Regions from separate parts of the Homo sapiens genome. Here region 2 is linked to region 1. Evidence: chromatin loops called from intact Hi-C (ENCODE). Cell type or tissue: heart right ventricle. All regions are shown on one strand. Links, peaks and the distances in the headings refer to the core of each region. The heading gives the core; the rest is flanking DNA.

Region 1 (7,589 bases), core at 3,458-5,957:
AAGCTCCCTGGGTAGAGAGAACATGAACCTAGGAGTCAGATGTGGATTTGATTCTGACTCCACCACTTACATGTTAGCTGTTTGACTTTTAGGTACATGACCTCTGGCCTCAGTTCCATCACCTATAAAATGGGAATAGTAATCTCTATATTTTAGAGCTGTCGTGAGGATTAAATGAGATGTCATATATAAGAGATCAGGCAGGTACTCAATGCATGTTGCTTCCTTTCCATTACTTCCCTATCCTACACTTGAATCCCACAATTTAAAATAAATAAATAACCAACCTGGGCAACACAGTGAGACCTCGTCTCTATTTATTTAAATAAATAAGTAAGTAGAGATATAAAGATAAATAGATAAATAAATATAAAGCCTAGTCTCCCAATTGACTGGAAATGAGGAGTCTCAAGTGATATTCACCAATTATACGACCAGAGAAATGGGTTGTTTCTATATTGTTTACTATACATTGCACTATGCATGCAACTTATGACAGATCACTGTCTTATTCTGGGATAAGAGAAAGGCAAAAAAAAAAACCCCGAAATTATAGGAAAAAGACTGAAATGAGATATAACAAAGGACTTCCTCACCATGAGGGCTAGAAATATAAGTGGATGCCTGAGAGAGCTGCAAAATCTCCTTTTCTAAGAGCATCTGTTTTGGCTGGCCCAGGGCAGGCCTACCTGGAGGTCAAGAATAAACCTGATGGCCTCTTCATGTCCCACTTAGCCTAAGGAATCCTTTCAGGAGGAATTGCTGGTCCTCTTCCTTTTCCAAGCCAGGCGTGCTTCCAAGGCTTATTGCTCAAAAGGAAAGGAAAAAAATGGCAGCTGCCATTTCAGGCACTTAATAAGTACACTAAATTAAGAAATTGCTGATTTGGAGGCCGGGCGCGGTGGCTGACGCCTGTAATCCCAGCACTTTGGGAGGCCAAGGTGGGCGGATCACGAGGTCAGGAGATCGAGACCATCCTGGCTAACACGGTGAAATCCCGTCTCTACTAAAAATACAAAAACTTAGCCGGGCGAGGTGGCGCGTGCCTGTAGTCCCAGCTACTCAGGAGGCTGAGGCAGGAGAATGGCGTGAACCAGGGAGGCAGAGCTTGCGGTGAGCAGAGATCGCGCCTTTGCACTCCAGCCTGGGCAACAGAGCGAGACTCCGTCTCGAAAAAAAAAAAGAAAGAAATTGCTGATTTGTTTTACCTGATTCCTCCTCTCTGATAAGGAAGAAATATCGATTTAATTTTTTTTTGAGGAAATAAAACAACCAAGTGCAAAAAAAAAAAAAAAAAAAAAAGGAAGAAATATCTTCAATCAGAGATTCCTCGAAGTTGAAAAGGAAGCCTGAGCTCCAACTGCGGAAATTGGCAGAGGTCACACTTAAAGGAACAAGCAGGGCTCGGCAGGCAGCGCTAGGATTCTAGGATTCTCTCTCCCACCCCATCCGTAGGAGATCTCAGGCTGCCTTTATTTATTTATTTATTTATTTATTTTTGAGATGGAGTTTCGCTTTCGTTGCCCAGGCTGGAGTACAATGGTGTGATCTCGGCTCATGGCAACCTCTGCCTCCCAGGTTTAAGCAATTCTCCTGCCTCAGCCTCCCAAGTAGCTGGGATTACAGGCATGCGCTACCACACCTGGCTAATTTTGTATTTTTAGTAGAGATGGGGTTTCTCCGTGATGGTCAGGCTGGTCTCGAGCTCCCAACCTCAGGTGATCTGCCCACCTTGGCCTCCCAAAGTGCTGGGATTACAGGCGTGAGCCACCGTGCCAGACCTGCCTTTTTTCTACAGTTATTTGCAAAGGGGATTAGTTTAGTTGTCCTTTTCTCCCTTCACCACCATTTTTGTTTCTTCTTCTTATTTTCCTTGCTCTTCTTTTCCTTTCTTCCTCTCTTGTGCCACCTCCTTTTCTATTTTCTCCTCCTCCTTCTTCCCTCCTCCAATCTCCATTTCAGCTGCTGGATCTCATTGCCCAACCCACTGGAATTTCTGTTCCAAGAACGTTAGCACTCCTTCTTGATCTAAAGTAACAATAGGCCGAGCGTGATGGTTCATGCCTGTAATCCCAGCACTCTGGGAGACTGAGGTGGGCAGATCACCTGAGGTCAGGAGTTTGAGACCAGCCTGGCCAACGTGGTGAAAACATGTCTCTGTCTCTACTAAAAATACAAAAATTAGCTGGGCGTGGTCGCAGGCTCCTGTAATCCCAGCTAATCGGGAGGCTGAGGCATGAGAATCTCTTGAACTTGGGAGGCGGAGGTTGCAGTGAGCCAAGATTGTGCCACTGCACTCCAGCCTGGGTGACAGCAAAAGACTTTGTCTCAAAAAAAAATAATAAATTATAAACTAACAGTACTATTCTGATAATAAAGATAATGCTCTGTATTTGTATAGAGCAAGTTTTCCCAATGTATAGTTAGGTGCACTGGGAGTAGATATTTATGTGCAGGATTTTCAGAGCCTGTCATGTGCTAATGTGAGTTGCGAATGTCCAGCAGGAGTTAGAATATGGGAACTCACATTTTGCAAACCTCTTTGACCTTTCTTTTTCTTCATACCCTGGGATAACTGGTCTTTGGAACACATTTCAGAAACACTTACATCATGTGTTAGACTCTTTAAAAATGCTGTAACATTTGTCATCTTATTTGATCCCTACAACTACTCTATGATAAGACAAGGAAGTTATATTAGTCTTGCTTTACAGACGAGTAAAACAGACCCAGAGAGGTTACATGCCTGGCTCATGGTCACATAGCTGGCCAACAAGCAACAAGTCTGGGTCTCCTTTTTTTTTTTTTTTTGGAGACATAGGCTGGCTCTGTCCCCCAAGCTGGCGTGCAGTGGTGTGATCTTAGCTCACTGCAACCTCCACCTCCTGGGTTCAAGCTATTCTCCTGCCTCAGCCTCCCTAGTAGCTGGTATTTAGGCACCCACCACCATGCCCAGGTAATTTTTGTATTTTTAGTAGAGACGGGGTTTCACCATGTTGACCAGGCTGGTCTCGAACTCCTGACCTCAAGTGATCTGCCTGCCTCGGCCTCCCAAAGTGCCGGGATTACAGGCGTGAGCCACCATGCCTGGCTGGATCTTCTTATTTATGGCCCTTGTATCTGCACTGCCTTGTACTGCATTTAAATACAACATATATGTCAACTATCATACTATGGCATATGATATATAACATGGAATCTAGAAGATATAAATGGCAAATTATGACATTCATTTTTTTCCCATTCAACTAAATATATTGCATATCTCCCATATGCTTGTCACCATTCCAGATGCTAAGAATAGAACATTAACTAAAATAGACAAAAACACAAATTCTTGCCTTCATGGAGCTTACATTCTAGTGGAGGAAGACAGAAATTACAAGATAAATATGTAAAAGATATTTTATTACATGTTATATAACTATAAGGGCTAAGAATACAGTAGCGAAAAAAAAGGAAGATGTAGGAGTTACTATACAAGGAGTGAAGAGTGTCAAGACAGGCTATACTGAGGAGGTGACATTTGAATGAAGACTTGAAGGAGATAAAGAAGTTACCATGCAGAGATTTTGGGGTTGGTTGAGTGGGAGGGAGTTCCATCAGAGAGAAAAGCAAATTCAACGGGTCTGTGGCAGACTGAGCCAAGGGTGAGACTAAGCCGGCGGGGAGGCAGGGTGGTAAGAGATGAGGTTAGAGAGATTAAGGGGGTGGAGTCCAGACACCAGACTTTATAAGGAAAAGAAGTGATATAATGCAGATGATATACCATGATATAATAATAATACCATACAACAAATTTATTATGTTGCTGCAAAACAAATTATCCCAAAACTTCAAGAACTTAAAGTAACAAATGTTTATTTCATACAGTTTCTGGGGGTCAGGATTGGGGAGCAGCTCAGCTAAGCTGGCTCAGGGTCACTCATGAGGTTGTAGTCAAGCCGTCCACTAGGGCTGCAGTCATCTGAGGCCCTGATGAGGGCCAGAGGATCTGCTACCAAGATGGCTCACTTGGCTGTTGATAGAAGGCCTAGTTCCTTATCACATGACCTTCCACAGCACTGTTCACTACATGGCAACTGGCTTGCCCCAGAGTGAGTGATCAGATGACAGAGTGACCAAGAAAGAAGCCACAGTGTCTTTTATAACCTAATCTTGTATGTTACATATGATTACTTCTGTCATATTCTATTGGTCACACAGACAAACCCTGGTACCATATGGGAGAGGGGATTTACAAGTGCATGAATATCAGTACATGGACAGCATTGGGGATGGATCATCCTGGAGGCTGGTTACCACACTGGCTTGTAGAAAATTTCCTCAGAATAACCATTTCTTCAAGAAATACCAACAAATATGTGGCCCCTAAAATACTAGAGTTCCCAACCCTATCTGGGTTGGAGCCTGAACGAGGACAGTCCAAAGAGCAGGGGCTTCAAAAACTGCTGAGAGTCTGAAGATTTTATTTCAATTCTGCATGAGCATGCTTTTTTCTTCAAAGCCCCACTTCCTCTAGGCCTGGCCTCATTATTTCATTCAGCCAATTAACTCAACTTGTAATAATCTTAGTTAAACCTGCAAATTAAAAAAAAAAAAAAGCAAAAGAAAAGAAAAGACAAAAATAAACCCTTTGAGGAAATCTATAGAACTTCAGAGGCAGCCTGGACCTCTCTCGGTAATTTAACCTTGAGATGACACTGAACTTTGCGAAGGGCAGAGCAGACCCACCCATCCCCCTAAAATCCCTAGGTCTCTTCTTGTCGAAGAGAGGCATCTTGTCTAGTCTAAGAAGAATGACTGAGGACAGACTATTTGCTCTGTCCCGGAAGGCCAGTACTGGATTTATCCAGAAACAAAAAACATGGCTCTCCTGAGACCCAGGGCGGGCCTCTTGCCCAGCCCCCACCAGACTCAGCCTTGGCTGTGCAGCCCATCAGCCAGTTTCCTAAGCTGAGCAGCAGATGGCATCCCAGCCTCAGGAGCGAGCAGCTGAGGTTTCTAGAAAGAGCAGCATCACTGTAAGGAACTCAGACTGCGGCTTGGCATCTGGGAGCCCTGCCTCCCCAGCTCCCAGCTCAGGGAAGTTTCTGCTCTGTGCCTACAGATTAGGATACTGTTAGGCCAGTGTCTCAGAGAGTAGGGCCTGAAGCCCCTAGTCAGGAAACAGATGGTGAACACAGGGTCTTTTCTGAGAAAGATAAAAATCAGTGGTTTCTGCAATTATATAAGCACTAAAAAAAATTTTTTTAAACGAAGAAAACCAGTGGCTGCTGTTCTCAGACAGGCTGTTTTTCCTTCACTTGCCCTTTGCTTGAGAGGGTCCACAATGACTATATCTTGGTCTGGGGGCTGGCAGGTCCCTGGCGGGAGCCTCCTGGGATGGCCAGATGGAGCCAAAGACAACTTGAGGGATCAGTGGGCTACTGAAAGCATCTAGGGAATTCCAAGGGTTCAAAATTGAATATTTTTTTTCCCCTGATGACCCAAATGAAGAGCTATACCCCAGAGCTGACCGCCAATGACGCAGGCAGGGCTCAGTCCTGCAGGCCTTGTTTCTGTGCCTCAATCTTACTCCCTCTCCTTATGCTCCTCCTCCTCTCTGTTCCATTTTTTCTCTCCTTCCTTTTTCCTCTATCATTTCTATCCTTTTACGTCTTTCACTGTGTGGCTCTATTTCTTTCTTCTGCTCCAGTGTAGGAAAGAAAGCTGATTACCAAACTGCCTCGGCAAAGTGGCCATGGGCATTGAGCCACACACAATTCCCTGTCTTTAGGGACTCAGACCTTGTCTATACTTGCCTCTCTCTCCCTTCCTCATTTCTTCCCTCCCTGCTGCTGATACCTGATGGCCAGTCCCAAGGAGACCTGGACAAAGAGAGGTCCAGAGGTCACCAAGAAAATCTACTCTCCCCCCACAGAACCTGTACTCCCTGCTTTGTAGCTCCTGACAGGAAATACTCCAGAGGCTTCCCAGTAGGGCTGAGGTCCACTGAGCCTCCTGTTCACTGAGCACTCACTGTTTGCCACTAAAATGTGAGCTTGAGGGCAGGGCCCTGTCTACCTTGTTCACTGCTATACCCACCATATCTAGCACACAGTAGATACTCAAGAAATAATTGTTAAAAAATAATGAGTGGGGGATGGAAAGATGAATGTTGAGCACTGTATTAAGTATTAGGGGCACAGGGCTGGGCGTGGTGGCTCACGCCTGTAATCCCAGCACTTTGGGAGGCCGAGGTGGGCAGATCACAAGGTCAGGAGATCGAGACCATCCTGGCTAACATGGTGAAACCCCGTCTCTACTAAAAATACAAAAAATTAGCCAGGTGTGGTGGCATGCACCTGTGGTCTCAGCTACTTGGGAGGCTGAGGCAGGAGAATCGCTTGAACCTGGGAGGCTGAGGTTGCAGTGAGCCGAGCCAAGATTGTGCCACTGCACTCCAGCCTAGGCAACAGAGCGAGACTCTGTCTAAAAAAAAAAAGTATTAGGGGTACAAACATTAAAGGTGCAATCCCAGTCCATAAAGAGAAGAACACCCAGACAATCAGTCACCTATGATCTGGAACAGTAACTATGAGAATGATGGTGGTAGAAGCTGCAGCAGTGCCTGAGTATGTGCTGTGAAGACAGGGAATGCTTGGTTCACTCACTAATTCAACAATTATTCATAAAGAGCCTACTAGACTCTGGGCTAAGCAAGGAATAAGGTAGGTCCTTGTCCTCAAGGAGCTCCCAGTTGGATGTGGGAGACATATGAGTAAATAAATAAGCAGTTAACAGGATCACTGCTGTATTGGGAAAAATACTGGGCAGTAAGAGCAGGAAGCAGAGGCAGCTCACTGAGTCTGGGGAAGGGCTTATAGTGAAGTGAGTTCAGGCTAAGACCTACCTGAAGGGTCAGTAGAAGTTAGCTAGGAGAAGAAGAGAGAGAGTTCCAAGCCAAGGGAACATCACGTAGGGTCAAGACAGGCAAGTTTCAGGCCGGGTGCGGTAGCTCACGCCTGTAATCCCAGCACTTCGGGAGGCTGAGGCGGGTGGATCATCTGAGGTCTGGAGTTCAAGACCAGCCTGGCCAACATGGTGAAACCCCGTCTCTACTAAAAATACAAAACATTATCCAGGCATGGTGGCGTGCACCTGTAATCCCAGCTACTTGGGAGGCTGAGGCAGAAGAATCGTTTGAACCTAGGAGGCGGAGGTTGCAGTGAGCAGAAATTGCACCATTATACTCCAGCCTGGGGAACAAGAGCAAAACTCCGTCTCAAAAAAAAAAAAAAAGAGAGGCAAGTTTCAAGGAGCTGAGAAAATGTGTCAGGAACTCTGGCTGAGGTACCAGTAGGGTAGTAAGTGGGGCCAGAAAACAAGAAGCAAGAGAAGTGGGTGGGAGTGAGGTAGAAGAGCCCAAACTGGGTTAAGGGGTCATGACTTTACCTTTAGGGCAGGGGAAACCATATAAGAGTTTTAAGGAGAGTGATACAATCAAGTTTGCATTTTAGAAAGTAGACCAGGTGAGGTGGCTCATGCCTGCAATCCCAGCCCTTTGGAAGATTGAGGTGGGAGGATTGCTTGAGTCAAGGAGTTCA
Region 2 (7,589 bases), core at 3,390-5,889, 290 kb after region 1:
CTGCAGTGAGCTATGATTGCACCACTGTGCTCCAGCCTGGGTGACAGAGCAAGACCTAGTGTCAAAAAGAAAAAAAGGAGGAAAAAAAAAAGATTCCTCTGATTGCTTTGCGGGAGAGAAGGAACTCTTCATGGTTTCAGACTACAGCACTGCCTACCTTGTTATCTTAAATCTCTGATAGTAGGAAGCTCTTCCTGGTATCTAGTTCAAGTCACCTCCTCTCATCAGGATTTTGGGTGGTAGATCTGATGGCCATGATAGTGCTTCATAACTGGGAAGATTATTGTTCCCCAGATTAGGATATAGAGTCAGAAAGCTTCATGTCTCTCCATGTTTGTGGCTACTCTCATCATAAGATTGTGGCTGTCCAGACTCAGGACCGTGATGTCTGCCTGATTTTCAATTGCTGGGGCTGTCTTTGGCCATGGCACCTGGTCCTGAGACGAGTAGAGCAATCCTGCCACTTCCACCAGCTAGCAGCATACCTACTTCCTTCCTCTGAGTTGGAGGACAATCTGGAGGGTCAAGCAACACAGGGTGCTGTGTGAATGGGCTTTCTAGTGGATCCAGGTAGCTCTTGAGAAGCTGTGTGAGAAGCTCAGGATGTGTGAGAAGCTCTCAGAGAGTCAGCTCAGGATGGAGGTGCACTTCTCTGGGAAACGTGATGGATGGCACATAATGATTAGAGCTTTGCTTGCCCTACAAATTTTTTTTTTAATTTCATATATATTGTTTCCTCTATTTAAGTAATACATTCTCAGTGTAAGCTTTTCAAACGTTAAAGTAATACGTAATATAGAAAGTTGAAATTATACCAAAAGGACATAGATCAGTTATAGAGACGAACTCCTAATGGTGGTTTATTTACTCATTTAGCAAATATTTATTGAGTCCCTACTATGTGCTTCCTCTGAGGATTGCAATGAAGAATAAGGGAGGTAATGGCCTGCGTGGTGGCTCAAGTCTGTTAATCCTAGCACTTTGGGAGGCTGAGGCGGGTGGATCTCCTGAGCTCAGGGGTTTGAGACCAGCCTGGCCAACATGGCAAAACCCCGTCTCTACTAAAAATACAAAAAATTAGCCAGGTATGGTGGCGCGTGCCTGTAATCCCAGCTACTTGGGAGGCTGAAGCAGGAGAATCACTTGAACCCAGGAGGCAGAGGTTGCAGTAAGCTGAGATCGTGCCACTGCATTCCAGTCTGGGTGACAGAGTGAGACTCCGCCTCAAAAAAAAAAAAAAAAAAAAGAGAGGTAATATAAGAATACTGAGCATGCACCGGGCACATAGTAAGCATTCAGTAATGGTAGCTTCTAATATTGTTGTTATTGTCATCCTGACTGGAGGCAGAGGTATGGGCATCGTGAATATTTTCTGCAAGCTTTTCCTTGACTGGAGGGCTGGAATATCTGGGCCGTGAAGGTCATTGTTTTTTCTCATATAGTGTTCTAAGACCTTAGGGGCTTAGTCAGGGCCTTTGGTGGCCTCTGGCCCTGACACCAGGTTTGGTTCTTCTATGGATACGTCACACTTCTGGAAACAATGCTGTGAAGCAGCTCTTTTCCCTCTTGTCCAGTTTATTAGCTATGTGTTGTTGTATAACAAATTATTCTCAGATGTAGTGGGTTAAAACAACAGTAATAGTTTATTATTTTTCTGTTTCTTTGGGTCAGGAATTTGGAAATGTAGGCAGGGTGTTGACTGGGTATGAGAATCTGCTTCCAGTTTACACGCCTGGCTGGTTGGTGCCAGTTGTTGGTGAGAGGCCTCGGTTTCTCTCTCTGTGAGTTTCTCCACAGGGCTGTGCAGGTCTCCCCATGGCTTCCCCCAGAGTGAACAACATAGGACAGCAAGATGGAAACTTCAGTTCTTTTTGTGGCCTAGCCTTAGAATTCGACATCATCACTTCCTCTTTATTCTTTTGGTCACATAGATCATCTATAGTTAATGTGGGAGGCACCAACACAAAGGCTGGGATCGCTGGTGGGGATCGCCGGTGACCGTGCTGGAGACTGGCACCACACCTAGTATCTGGGGACTCTGTCCTAGGCACTGTGGAAGGAGACCCCACACATGCAGGGACAGTCAGTCACCTCATGGACCCTTGTCTGAGGCAGGTGTTCCTTGCAGCTCACTGAGCCTATGCCCTTCCCCCATGCTCTGGCCTCACGGTGCTGAGCTGCCCAGCTCAGTAGCTGCCTCTTGGCTGAAGTGGTGGCGTGTCAGGGGGAGGACAGTGGTTTCATTTTTGAGTCTTTGATCATGAGAGAAGGCTGAGCTCTTCTGGAAGTCTGCCAGTGGCTTGTGCTTCCAGACACTGGATTTCTCGAAATGGATTGACCAGCTGACCAGCCCCTTCCTATAGGCTTCTTGCCAACCTTCAGAGGAGGGAGCCATTTTTCTTACCTTGAAATCCAGTAATTTCAAGATGAGAGTAGACAGTATTATACTAAAAATGGGGTGTTTTTATCCTTTACAGTTTTATGTCTTGTGTAAGGAAGACTCTTAAAAGTGGGAGAGGTAAGAGGTGTGTGGCAAAAGAACTTCTTGAGTAAGATCCTGGTCTATGGATGGACATACAGCTTGTTGCTGTATATCTCTGGGCAAGTTACTTAACCTAAGCCTCAGCTTCCTCAGCTCAGAGATGAAGAAGACAGTGGTGCTTCACAGACTCATGTGAGGATTAAATGAGATAATGTAGGATGATACACATGAAGCTCATAGCACAGAACACAGCACATTGTAAGGAAATACAGCAAGAGCTGTCACTAAAATATTGTTAATGTTAATATCATCATCATCATTGTGCTCACCGACTCTGAGTGAGACCGAGAGAGGAGCATTGACTTCCCAAGCAACATAAAGGAAACCCAGGCCCGGAAACAGGGGCTCCTTCCCTCTCCAGCTTTCATACTTTCCATACCGAATGTTCTTCCACGTGATGCCTGAACTACAAATAGAAGTTTGGGCAACTCCCAATTATCCCTAGTGTGAATAATTCACTCTGAGATAATCTGTGTGCCTGGCTGGCTTCCCAAATCAGCTGAGTGGATTATTCTCCTCTTTCAATTATTCAACAGTACAAGTAATTGGGAGCTGGCATTAGAATGTAAAGGCCGTGAGGTCATCTCCTGTTGTTCTCAGTTGCACAGTCCTGCCAGTGGTGATGTTTCAGAGCAGTGCGGAGGCTGTAGAGCAGGCCCAAAGGGGGAGGACAGAGGTGGTGACAGGCATGACAGTGAAGAATGAAGGCCCTCAGATGGCAAGTTGGGGGAGGTGAAGCTAACAGCCACAGGCAGGAGAGCCCAAGAGGAACGGTTTATAAAGGCTGCCTTCCCTCTCCCTGGCCTGTAGAGAGAGACCCCGTTGCAGCCGAGTTCACGCTTTCCTGAGGAGCTCTTTGGATTTAGCTTTTGGTTCTGGAATGTTAGTGTATCCTGGAGTCTTTTAAAATATGACCAGCCACCCCTGTTCTCTTCTGTTTGCTGCTCAATTTGATATCAAGGGGTGCACGGAGAGACCTGAGGAGCCTCTTCTTTCTGGAGAGTAGGGTCTCTACATTGAAAATAGCATGTGTAGAAGCGTGATCCATTCATATAAAAAGTAAATGGGTAAAGATTTATATATAAATTTATATTGCACATATATTTTTAAATATGTGATATAAAAATCTGGGCCGGGCGTGATGGCTCATGCCTGTAGTCCTAGAACTTTGGGAGGCTGAGGCAGGAGGATCACTTGAGCCTGGAGTTTGAGACCAGCCTGGGCAACATAGTGGGACTTAGTCTCTACAATCACAACAACAAATTAGTCAAGGCTGGACACGGTGGCTCACACTTGTAGTCCCAGCATTCTGGGAGGCGGGAAGATCACTTGAGCCCAGAAGTTTGAGGGTAACATAGTGAGACCTCAGCTCTATATTAAAAAAAAATTTAGTCAGGTGCAGTGGCATATGTCTAGTCCCAGCTACATAGGAAGCTGCAACAGGAGGATCAGTTGAGCCTGGGAGCTCAGGGATGTAGTGAGCTGTGATCACACCACTGTACTCCAGCTTGGGTGACAGGGCGAGACCCTGTCTCAAAAGAAAAAAGAAAAAACTCTGCTCTTACCTCTGATGGTCTGAGAAACAGGGACTTTTCCTTTCTATTTTGCACTCTTCTATACTGCTTGATTTTTTTTTTCTTTACCATGAACTTACATGATTTATAATTATTTAAATTACTTATTATAAAATAAGACACAGAAGTTGCTGTTGGGTTTTCTGGCATGAGCCCTTTGGATTCTGTGTTTTAGCATTCATGATCATTCTCTGGGCCACTTTATTCTTACACAACCTTTTTTTTTTTTTTTTTTTTTTAAATACTTCAAGTTCTAGGGTACCTGTGCACAACGCGCAGGTTTGTTACATATGTTACACAACCTTTAATTGTATAAGGATAACCTTTAATTGGCTTGGGCTTGGGGGTGGACTCATCAGTTTGCCCAGATCCCTTCAGCCAGGTGGCAGGCAGGTGTCGCTCCTGCTGTACTGTAGGAATACTGTGGCCAGCCTCAGCTCCATGCTGGGACTGAACAAGGGCTTCTCTACCCCCATCACTGGGGCCTCAGCCCTGGGTTGTCCTCCCTTCTGCTCTTATTGCCCCTCTGTCCCCCTTGCCTGAGGACCCAGGACCCGTTTGTCCTGGACTTGGTGGACCCAGGGTTTTACCCTCATGTTACCCACATAGTCCTCTCTTTGCCTCTGGGGAGAAGGATTAAACTCTTGGTTCATGTACTATTTTGAGGTATTTGTCCAAGTTTAATAGTTGTGAAGGAAGAAAAAGGTTAGTTGCTGTTTGAACTGTTTCTCTGGGATTAACAAAAATTAGTTTGTGGCTCAAGAAAAATTGTGTGAGCTCAGTTTGTGGGGTGGGGTCATAGTTTCTGAGGTTCTCTCCAGGTTTGGCTGGTGCTTGGTTCCAGCCTGTGCTGAAGAAGGGCAGGGAACAAGTGGGAAGGAGGAGCTTTCTTGTCTCTGGGGCTCTTAACAGCTGTAGTAAATTGTGGCATGTGTGGAGCAGCAGCAGAGCCAGCCTGAGGAGCTCTGAGCCAGAGGGTTCACCCATGGGAAAGCTGCTTTTTAGCCCAGCTTGAGGTTCTTACATCTGGACCCAGCATGGCTGCGTTGAACCAGACCTTCAAATGTGGCTGTGAGTACCAGGCATGGCTAGAGCATTTAAGTACTCCACATGGGAGCTGAGCTTTGTCTTTCTGCATTTCTAGGGACAGGCTCAGTGGACAAGTAATGGTGGCAGAAAGAACTTGGTGACCAGATGTTGGCTAGCACCACTGCTTTCGGCGGGCCCCAGGTTGTTGGTGAAGTCAACGGAATCACTTAAGAATGTGCAGAGCTCAGGAACTGAAGCCTCATGATTCTCCTGCTGGATCTGGCTTCCAAAGGTCCCCATAACCCTTATCCCCAGCTGGCCTTGGAACAACGAGGCCTCCTATGTCTCAGCTCTCCCCAGGGACCCTACAGAGCTCATTCTGGGCTTTTGGAGGGTGTCATCTGTGTGGCCTGAAGGAGACCTGAGTTTTGGACACGCTTGAGAAGGGAAGCTGCTTTGATATTTAGCCAGAGAGATGACTGAGCCTGTTGGTTGGAGCCCAGTGAGGATGTTAGAAGAGTGTGCCGTGGGCCCTGGAGGTGAGGAAAGGCCAAGGACCTCTCTTCCTTCAAGCCAGGTTGTGGGGAGAGCCCCACTGTGAGCCCTTTGTGCTAGGCATTGAGCAAAGTGGCAGCTTTTGTGGTGCTGGGGATGTGGGAAGTTTTCTACTTTTGCAGCTATTATGCTGAGTTTCCCTCCCTCTCCAGGATGTAGGGGTATATTGGAATAGAGAGCTATCCTGTGAAACCATTGGTGTGAATGGGGAGCAACTCTGGGCTGAGCCTCATCCCCGCTCTTGACCCCCGTCAAAGGTGCTGAGGTTTCCAGGTTCAGGGGAGTTAATCTTTATGGTCTGTGCTCTGAGAAGAAGATTCAAGTTAGTTGGTGAGAAAACCCTGCAAAGAGTTGGCTGCTGGGGGAACTCCTCACTATGCTTTTAGTGCTGTGTAGATTTCCTAAGTGGAGCTGTTTGAAGTAGAAAAAGTCCTGTGCATGGTCTCAGGGGCAGGTCTACAAGGATGGGCTGCTTTTAGAAGTACAAGCAGCAGGGCCTTTGGAGCATTTCAAGCCGGTAGGTCACATGGGATCTCTGCAAACAAATCTCCAACCAGACTGTTAATAGACTTGGCCACCTCCCATTCCAGCCCCAGATAGTCAATTATCATCTAGTATCTTGGCCTGGGGTGGTATAAAACAATGTGGTGGGCTATGAAGGCTCTTGATTTATGTTGTTTTTGGTCTCTCAACACATTCTGTTCTCCTCTTTGGAAAATAATACTTCCTTTCCTTTGGGAATCTCTTCACCAGTGCCACATGGTGTGGTGAGGCTGTTAATCTTTATGCCCCACCTGTTCCCTTCCCAGTTAGGGCTGGTCATGTGATCTAGACTTGCCACTCACAGTATCACTTCCATCTGGACAGTAATTGGTCCAGGGGTGTGTGTGTCACACAAGCAGGACCAATCAAAGTTCTTCTCTGGAATTCTTTTTTTTTTTTTGAGTTTTGCTCTTTGTTGCCCAGGCTGGAGTGCAGTGGCGCAATCTTGGCTCACCACAATTTTGGCCCACTGCAACCTCCCCCTCCCAGGTTCAAGCTATTCTCCTGCCTCAGCCTCCCTAGTAGCTGGGACTACAGGTGCGCATCGCCACACCCAGCTAATTTTTGTATTTTTATAGAGACGGTTTCCCCATGTTGGCCAGGATCTTCCCTGGAATTCTATACCACTTGGGAGGATGTAGTTACCTTTATGCTGGGATTGGCTGTTTACAGGGAGAAAACTGGAGAGAAGCAAAGCCTAGAGGTGCAGGCTGAGAGAGGGCCTTGGCACATTACTTAAGCCTCTGGACCCAGCTGTGCTTTTTACCTTTGTCATGCCTCTTCATAATGGGACCCAGTACACTCTCTTTTCCATAGATGAGGAAGGAATTCAAAGGAATTCAAATTCCTCTGAATTTCATTTTGGTCCCTTAAAAACAGAGTCCTAACTAATACAAAACAACTTCCAACTGATCTGTTTGCTTCCAAATAGCTAATGTCATGTCCAGGGAAGCTGCTTCCCTGGTGAAATCCTGTACCTAACACTTTGCTTTGCACACATTGGGTGCTTGCCTTGTGTTTCTTATGTGGTAACTGTACCCTCACCATCTGCCACCATCCTTTGGGAGGAGAGTGGAGACCTGAACCTGGGTCTCCCAGCCTGCCTTTGTTGGTGGCAGTGAATCCTGTCATCTGTGCATACATTTTCATCTCCCTTCCTCTCTGCCTCTGCTTCTGCAAAGATAAATACAATCTGCCAGTCTTGCTTTGCAGGGGCCTTTCCAAACATGCCAGTGGTGGGGCATTTATCGGAATACCTCAGGCTGCTGTCTTCCAGATGCAGACAAGAGGCCATACTCCCAGGGCACAGTACTGTTGCAGCCATGGGTGTGATTATCCCCCTCTGA

The links. Hi-C counts contacts between places; a loop is a spot of excess contacts. Peaks named below come from ENCODE experiments on the same cell type or tissue, not always from the same donor. Only the 100,000 strongest peaks of a DNase experiment are listed, where the experiment ranks them.
Region 2: it touches region 1 in a loop (2.2-fold over the local background); 3 of 110 quality-filtered maps call a loop at or near these places.

Annotation. Positions count from the first base shown.
Region 1 is chr5:139,260,206-139,267,794 of GRCh38, reverse strand. No RefSeq gene overlaps it. Among named protein-coding and RNA genes, the nearest start is that of SNHG4, 10 kb to the left of the region's middle. RefSeq lists an enhancer at 5,071-5,140. In heart right ventricle, for the core only: a CTCF peak has its summit at 4,960 (motif pointing right); a DNase peak (open chromatin) is centred at 4,964; H3K27ac peaks cover 2,082 bases.
Region 2 is chr5:138,969,968-138,977,556 of GRCh38, reverse strand. The region is part of intron 7 of SIL1 (SIL1 nucleotide exchange factor); the gene reads left to right. It overlaps LOC124901079 (a long non-coding RNA gene), which reads right to left. Exons shown (of 2, transcript XR_007058954.1): 2 at 1,618-7,589. Among named protein-coding and RNA genes, the nearest start is that of LRRTM2, 98 kb to the right of the region's middle. In heart right ventricle, for the core only: a CTCF peak has its summit at 4,484; a DNase peak (open chromatin) is centred at 5,101; H3K27ac peaks cover 2,500 bases.